Regions from separate parts of the Homo sapiens genome. Here region 2 is linked to region 1. Evidence: read pairs that join two places in POLR2A ChIA-PET (ENCODE). Cell type or tissue: B cell. All regions are shown on one strand. Links, peaks and the distances in the headings refer to the core of each region. The heading gives the core; the rest is flanking DNA. Region 1 overlaps RIPOR2 (RHO family interacting cell polarization regulator 2). Region 2 has its middle 31 kb from the start of RIPOR2.

Region 1 (4,395 bases), core at 113-4,112:
TACAAACCTCATCACCATCCTCCTCCTCGTCAAAATCAGAGGTGTTCAGGAAATCAAAGCTTTCTAAAGCACTTTCAACTGTGAGACTTAAACTGGAAGACCTGCTGCGGCTTACTGCTGGCTTGCACTGTAAAGGCAGAAGGCACCAGGGAGAACATCAACATATCCGGAAAGAGAAACCAGACACACGATGCTCAATTGGAGATGCCACACTTTTTTTTTTGTTTCAAGTTTTTATTTTTTGTTAGCATTTAAAAAATGCATTTAAAAATCTTTATATCCAAAAAAGAAGTACAACCATGGATAAAATGGCACAATATCTGGGACTGGTTGCAGAAGAATCCAGAGGGAAGTCAGCAGGTTGAAGAATAGGAAACAAGATTGGCCATGAGTTGATCACTGAGGAGGTTGAGGGATGGGCACACTGGGATCCATTAGAGGATCTTCTCTACTTCTGTTTGAAATTTTTATAACAAAAAGTTGAAAAAAAACAAAAAAAACAAAAAACAAAACCATGTCAACCACAAAGCCTTGGGAAACAGAACTGCTATATCCCTCTGCCTAGTGCTCACCCCAAAATAAAATACCACAAGCAGACAAATTTTAAGTCAGTGAGTCAATGCTGAATACTGACCAATCTCTAATTCCAAGTGGCAATGTCTTCGGTGTTTTACAAAAGGCGCTAGCTATCTAAGGCATCTGCTCTAAAGGACTAACAAAACAAATCCCAGAAACAGGAAGTGGTTCAAATTCACCTAGCCCATGTTCCCTAGGTAAGAAGCCCTGCATCTTTTTTTTTTTTTTTTTTTTTTTTTTTTTTTTGAGACAAGGTCTTGCTCTGTCACTCAGGCTGGAGTGCAGTGGTGTGATCACAGCTCACTGCAGCCTCAATCTCCCGGGCTTAAGCAATCCTCTCACCTTAGCCTCCCAGGTAGCTGAGACCACAGGCATGTGCCACCACACCAGGCTAATTTTTTTCTTTTATTGCAGAGACAGGGTCTCCCTATGTTGACCATACCGGTCTTGAACTCTTGGGCTCCAGCAATCCTGGGCTTCCCAAAGTGTTGGGATTACAGGCATGAGCCACCGCACCTGCTCACAGCATATAATTTTTCCTCTGAGGACTGAGGAAAGAATGAATGCCTTGGGCATGACAAGAAGCAGCCCTGCTTCCTCTGGAGCTCTGCCTCAAAGGGAACAAGTCCCACCACTTCCCTGACCAGGCCCTGGCATCATGGGAGCAATCCCATTCTCTGGCCTGGAGCATTCTATAATGCTGGCCACATGCAGAAACATTACAAGCAAAACAATGCCAGTTGCTATGGGCACAGAGTTGGAGAGAAGTATTTCCAAATATTCAAGAGGATGCTGGGGTGGGTCGAATGGGACAAATTCTGCAAGTTAGAAGCACTAAATGTCCTCCATCCAGTTAGGTGACACTCCTTGCTGATTTCTTAGCGCAAGGTAGGAAGGGCCTTGCAGGGATCTGTCTCTGACACTCAAGATGGCACAAAAGCACATGGGAAAACGTCTTTCGGTCTTTTAAATCACAGTTGTCTCATTCACCCTCAGTGATCTCCGTCCAAGAGGCAGCACCATTTAGTTTCTGATCGTCAAGGTGTTTAGCATCCTAGGAATGTGAAGGAGGGAGAAAAGAGAAAGCTTTGTCCAGCTGATGCTTTAATTCTGGCTGGATACAAAGCCATTTGCCCCAGACCTAAACACACTCACTAGTGATGTTTTCAGCAGTCTCAGGGGGAGACAGGGAGTCGGTCTTGACTTCACCTACTTCTAGGGTCTTTTTTCCTAAGCAAGGTGTCTGCACAATTTTATCTTGTACAGTACAGATGTGTTTAAATATTGGTCATGACAAAGAAAGGGGCAGTTGAGGATTTTAGTAGCAGGACAATTTTGGAACAACAGCAGACTGAAATAATACTCTGGAAAGAAGTCTCTGATCACCAGTTTTTAATAATGCTTAGTGTTTCCTGTGGATTGAGCTACTTACCATCACCCTAGATGCCTGGAATGGGAGCTGCTATCACTACTGGATTTCTCTAAGGAATTCACTTTAGATGGCATCAATTTGTGTCTTAGCTCTTTGAAATGAATACCTTTTGCCCACAAAGCAAAGCTGGTCAACTTTGCAGAAAAGATAGGTGTTTAGTAGAATACCAGACAAGCAGCCTGCATATACAAGCCCTGAGCTGATGGTTTTGAACTGATATTTTACAGAAAGTAGATTCAGAGTGCCCTTCTGTTTCTCGGAGGCTATGCCATCAACTGAACTATCTGTCATGAGCATTTGAGGACCTGGAGAGTCAGGACCTGAATTATCATCTGCCTGGGGCACAAATCTCCTACAGAGTTAGGTCAGCAAGACTGAGTAGAGAAGGATAAGATGGTCAAAAAGCCTTGGAAATGTAGTTTCAGATGCCACTGGGCAGGCTACATATAAAAACAATCACCATATTTTTTTTTTTTTTTTTTGAGACAGGGTCTCACTTTTTCACCCAGGCTGGAGTGCAGTGACGTGATCTCGGCTCACTACAACCTCTGCCTCCTTGGCTCAAGCGATTCTTCCACCTCAGCCTCCCTAGTAGTTGGGACTACAGGTGTGTGCCACCATGCCCAGCTAATTTTTGTATTTTTTGTAGAGATGGGATTTCATCATGTTGCCCGGTCTGGTCTCTAACTCCTGGGCTCAAGTCATCTGCCCGCCTTGGCCTTCCAACATGCTGGGATTACAGGTGTGAGCCACCATGCCCAGCCAGGAAAACAGTCTTAGAAAGGGATGCAACAGCTTTCTGTGGGTTGGTTCTCGGCTTGCCCCTGCAACCTTACTTTCAAGCCTTTTTACAGACCAGGTCCCCAAAGAACTGCTCTTTTAAGAAAAAGGATCTGAGTTCTCTTTTCTTTTATATGACAATATAAATCAGAGCAGCAAAGAATACAAGAAGTAGCAGTGAGATTTGGGACAACAATTCAAATCTGTCTTCTTGTGCAGTGTTTTTTAAAAAATTAATCTGTATGCAGGTGGAGACAGATACATTCTGATGCAGCAATAATGATCTCATTATCAGGACCTCCCGCCTGCGAGGAAATCATCCTTCTCATCTTACCCTCCCACCTCCATCCTGGGCTGTCTGATCCCTATGGATTGAGGGTATCCCTGGAGAGTCTGTAGATCTCCCGCTCTAGAGTAGAATGGATGATTATTTTGCTGATGATTAATCTGAGATTCTGACTTGGTTATTTGGACCAATTGTGAGAGCAGGTAGTCTCCTCCAGCAGGCAGTGGCTCATGGCTCTCACAATGGGACGGATAACTCTGACTCCAACCAGGCAAAGGGCTCCCTGCTTTCCCGACCCCCTGAGAGGGATCCTATCCAGTAACGCCTGTGAGACTGTAATCATCAAAGTGCCTCTACTTCACATATGGGATTAAAATGATTAACTTGGGGACTGGGGGAATTTCAACATTCTCTAGAGCTCTTTGTTTAAATCCTAATCAATTTAGATAAGTTGATCTGTTGTTTGGAAAATAAAACTTAATATGCACTACTGGCATATTAGTGCCATTTAAAATGATGATGAGCTATTAATCCTGTGATTGGACAGGATTTTTTTTTTAAATGATACCTCATCTTAAATAGAATGTTGGCTTAGGACACCTCTCTCCAAACCTAATCCAATTTCTCTGAAAAGGTACTTACTTTTAGAATATCATCCAAATTCATGACTTCTTGGTTCAGATCCTGAAACTCTTTATACTGCTCTTTATGTGGTTCTAATGCAAGTAAAAGCCCATTAAAAGCATCCTCTAAGCTTCCATCTAGAAAGGATCTGCAGCCTTCAGATTCTCCACCAACAGAACCCTCAGAGAGCAGCCTGTCTGTGGCCATTGGCACCTCTGCAGATGTGAGCCTCTTGACCAGCTGCTTTGTGATGTTTCCTTCCGAAGTGTCCAGTTCCACAGGCTTGAGCTCAGAGGCCTCCTCAGACTCTTGCAGAAGTGCTTCTGCAACATCATTCTCAAGGAACAGGTGCTCAGCCCCAGCACCTGAGGACTGTCGGCGGCAAGCCTCAGATGGGGCCGAGGCAGGTTTTCTGGGCTCCTCTGGGTCTTCCTCCTTCAGGTGTGACTTTGGCTCTTGGCCTTCTCCCAGGGAGTTCCTGGAAGATGCTGAGCTGGTGTCATCCATACCCTCATTCTGGGAGGCCAAGCTGCTGAGGTTAAACTCCGCAGGGGTGATGGTAATTTCTGGATTTGTTGAGTTGGAAGGGGAGCCTGTTGAGTGGGAGGTGAGGGCGCAGTCCCCGTTGGGCAGGTCACTGAAGCTGAGCGACAGTGGCATTTTCTCCTCGGCTGCCTTTCCATTTTCAAAGATGTCA
Region 2 (4,395 bases), core at 94-4,093, 130 kb after region 1:
CTTTGTCTCTCTGAGCTACATTTTTTTATTTTTTATTTTTTTTATTTTATTTTTGGGAGACAGGGTCTTGCTCTGTTGCCCAGGCTAGAGCACAGTGGTACAATTACTGCAGCCTCCACCTCCCAAGCTCAAGAGATCCTCCCACCACAGCTTCATGAGTAGCTAGGACTACAGGTGCACACTACTACACTCAACAAACTTTTGTACTTTTTATAGAAACAGGGTTTCACCATGTTGCCCAGGCTGGTCTTGAACTCCTGGCCTCAAACAATCCTCTCACCTCTGCCTCCCAAAGTGCTGGGATTATAGGCATGAGCCACCACACCTGGCAAAGTTTTAATTCTGTTACTTTATTTTTCATTTCCAGAAGTACTACTTCATTCTTTTTGAAGTTTGCTTGTTTGTTTTATATAGTTCTTGGTTTCCTGCACATATTTTCAAACTTGCGTATTTCTTTAAACATATTAAACATGACCATCTTATAGTCTGTGTCTGATAATTTAATTACATGATGCCTGAAGTCTTTGTGGGTCTTTCCCGACTACACATAGTTTCTTTTACAATTGTTTGCAGATCAATGATTTTTTTAAAAAACATTTTATCGGAAATAAAATCTAGAAAAAGAAAAGCTATACACAAAACAAATGTGTAGCTAATGAATTATTATAATGAAAACACTATTTTTATTTACACCTAAGTCTAGAAATTGAATTTCAAGAGCCATTGTATAGGCCCTTCCATGTGCTCCATCTCAGTAACTTTCAAACGTACTCATCACATGGTAGATACAACTATGGACAAATTTGTTTCTTCTGTATTGCAAGAGTTTCAAACTCTAATTTGGAGGATCTCAGATGATCACAACACAATGAACTGAGGACTCTGAAACATGTACAAAACCAACTGCAGCAGGGAATTAAATGATTGCTTTATTAGAAAAACAGAATGAGATTGGGTGAAAAGCATGAAAGAGGATATATAATCTTTTTCCTCCTTTGGCTCTGGTACAATTTCTTCTCTTTAGCTATAGAGAAGGAACAGAAGCTGTGGACCATGCTTCCCATCTGAGCCTGTCCTCACTTTATGAAGCTTAAAGATCTCAACCTGTAACCCCAGAAGCATCAACCAGCACATACATCAGATGGACAGATTACCATCAAGCTCTCTGCAGAAGCACAGAATGCATCTCATAAAGCTTCTTAGATAACTATGGCTATCACTAGATATTTTACTATCATAATACATAATTTTCATGGAATAGTATTGTGTTTCATCATTCTTATTAATATGATATTAAGTTTACAAAATTACCTAGCCTCCCTCCCCAAAATGTTTTCTTTAATACTGCGTTTTTGATTCCTATATCAGACAGCTGGGATGCCACGTGTTGGGTCCCTGCCGAGTCGGGAAATTATACACTTGAGGATTATGAAATTGGGCTTGATTGATTTAATCACTGTAATCATTGGCATTGTGCAGATATGCAACCAGGAGGTTTTCATTCCAACAATTATGCATGATGAAGTCATGTTATGTGGGAGGCTCATCCTTGTGTTTATTTCTGTCTAAATGGGAAGGACAATGGAGAGTGAGGCATGATCCAAGGTACAGCACTGCCATGTGAACCCACATTAGCAGCCAGGGGGAGAATAAGGACAGGTGATGAGCTTAGTGAAGTCTCTGTGCTGTACTTGACCATGCAAAGAATTTGTATCTAATTAAATATATATTTATGCTATTATCCTTCGAAGAGGATTAAAAGGCAGAGTATCCGCTATATGATAAGAACTCCATAGATATTAGTTTCTTTCTTTATGGCAAGTCCTTCAAGGTGGTCTCAGGAGCTGTACAGAGGTGAAGCTACTTCAAATCAACCACTTTCTTTCAATATCCTGGAGGCAGTGCGGACACGGACAGAATGTCTTCCCCCTACTTGGTTCTACAGATTTATTTGAGTTACTGACCAAAGGAGTGTCTCCCCATTGGGAACTGGTACATAATTAGAAGGGCTAGTGAGTCAATCTTTGAAGAAGGCTTTGAAGAAAGCTAACAGAGCCTAAACCATTCTTATCATTATGGAACCTCAGAACTCTGTCTTGGGAAGGAGCATGTCATGGCTTGAGAAATCATGTGAGCTCATTTTCACAGGACTCTGGGCATGTGAATTTGAAGGAGACTATGTGGATGTGTGGAACTGGTGAATAAGAAGAAGCATGTTGGGGGAAGTTTGGTCCAAGATATTGTCCAAGTACAGTATAAAGGATAAAGATGTGTTATCTACTGCCACCATGCACAGAATCACAGTATGGTGGAAGGAAGCAGGGCCTTGGTACCATCTGTTCCAATCTCTTCATTTCGTTGATGAGGAAATTGAGAGCTGGCAAGGGTGATCAAGATCACACAGCTGGTGAGAAGCCAAGAGGTCCCTGCAACTCAGGCCTTCTGACATGCCCTGGGTGCATTTCCCATATGACTGTACCTGAGAAATCCAAGGATCTGTTTATAACATATAATTGGTCCCTCTCCTAACCAGCATAAAGCTTCCATTAGGGCAGAAGTTACAGGATGAATTAAAGAATATATTAGTTGTTTTCCTGTGTAATAATACATGATCTAATTTAATCCTCAAAATAGCCTTGAAAGATAGGCATTCTCATTATTTTCCTTTGTGGATGAGGAAACTGAGGTGTAAGAAAAGTTATATGACTTACAGACTAAGTATCTGGGACTTGAGTTGTGATCAGAGCCCAGGTCTTCAGACCTGAGACCATGGACCACCTGTCTTGGCTGCAAGATCTCAATCTTTTTTTTTTTTTTTTTTTTTTAGATGGAGTCTCGCTCTGTCACCCAGGCTGGAGTGTAGTGGCGTGATCTCAGCTCACTGCAACCTCCGCCTCCCAGGTTTGAATGATTCTTCTGCCTCAGCCTCCCAAGTAGCTGGGATTACAGGCACGTGTCACCACACCTGGCTCTATTTTTAATAGAGATGGGGTGTCCCCATGTTGGCCAGGCTGGTCTCAAACTCCTGACCTCAGATGATCTGCCCGCCTCAGCCTCCGAAAGTGCTGAGATTACAGGCATGAGCCACTGCACCCAGCCAAGACACCAATCTTATATGCAGTTAACTTTTATATGTTGCACTTTGACCTCTCGATACCATCTTTCAAATGAGGGCCTTGACTGCCTTTCCTCTATCTGACAATGATTTGAGATATTGCTGCCATTAAGAGGTCAGAGAGGACCCCTCCACTTCTGGAAGCACCTTTGGGGTATTTTCTACATTCACTCCTGCTGGTGTCACTCCCTGCTGAGTGGACGCCCCGTGTATACCCAGTCTCCAGTTGGACCACCTGTGGATTAGAACTTGAGTCTGCAACTAATCCTGTGCTTTCCACTAACCAGCGGTTCTTAGCTGGGACAACCTTGCTCCCCAGGGGACATCTGGCAATGTCTGGAGGCAATTGTCAAAAATTGCAGAGGGGGATGATGAGAGGTTGCCACTGGCATCTAATAGGTAGAGGCCAAGGATGCTGCTAAACAGTATCTGGACTAGGATGAGGGATTTTAGGAGGGCACATTCAGAATCACGCACATGCCAAGCCTACACTTGCAGGACCCTGAGAGTGAGTCATTCCTTAAATTCTGTGCCCTAGCATCTTCCTGGCCTCACTTCAGTCCCTGGCCTGCTGCTGCTAAATGTCCTACAATGCACAGTACAGTCTTCAGCACCAAAGAATTATGCAGCCCAAACTGTCAATAGAAACCCTGCGTGACATCATGTTGCTGGTTGCCTGACCTATACTGAACTGGCTACACCTTTCAGAGGCAGTGCCTGTGACTCCTGGCTGCCTCTGTAGGTGGCCCGTTTAATCACCTCATTTGCTTTTCCCTTTTTTCATGACTTTCAACCACCTTCCCATCATTAGACAAGCGATATAAAGTGCTTGTGAAAAAGCCCTTAGGTATTCTAGGGCAGTGGTTCTTAAAGTTTAGCTTGCATCAGAATCACCTCGAGGTCTTGTTAAACCACAGATCTTTGCGCCCCACCCAGTAGTCCTGGGAGGAGGCCTGGGAATTTGCATTTTGTATGTGCTCTGGGGTGATGCCGTTACTGTTATTCCAGGTGAGAACCACCGATTTGGGACTCGCTATTCAGAGTGGTCCAAGGAACAGCAATATCTGATCACCTGGTAAACTTAGAAATGCAGACTCTCAGGCCCATTCCTGTTGAGCCACTGTGGGTGAGAATCAGAATTTGCCATTTAACAAGATCCTGGGGTGATTCACGTGCAGGTTAAATTTTAGGGAGCTGGGATCTAAAACAGTAGTTCTCCATTCTGGTTGCATATTCTAGTGAATAACCCAAAGAAGCTCTTTGACATACTGAGTTGAATA

The links. ChIA-PET counts read pairs that join two places held together with the same protein. Peaks named below come from ENCODE experiments on the same cell type or tissue, not always from the same donor. Only the 100,000 strongest peaks of a DNase experiment are listed, where the experiment ranks them.
Region 2: POLR2A ChIA-PET joins it to region 1 with 7 read pairs; 7 of 35 experiments call an interaction of 5 or more read pairs at or near these places.

The regions. Positions count from the first base shown.
Region 1 is chr6:24,839,146-24,843,540 of GRCh38, forward strand. It overlaps RIPOR2 (RHO family interacting cell polarization regulator 2), which reads right to left. Exons shown (of 22, transcript NM_001286445.3): 13 at 3,717-4,395; 14 at 1-127. Among named protein-coding and RNA genes, the nearest start is that of ARMH2, 42 kb to the left of the region's middle. In B cell, for the core only: no CTCF peak of the experiment used is centred there; no DNase peak of the experiment used is centred there; H3K27ac peaks cover 2,873 bases.
Region 2 is chr6:24,965,107-24,969,501 of GRCh38, forward strand. It overlaps a transcript of RIPOR2 not described here. Among named protein-coding and RNA genes, the nearest start is that of RIPOR2, 31 kb to the left of the region's middle. In B cell, for the core only: no CTCF peak of the experiment used is centred there; no DNase peak of the experiment used is centred there.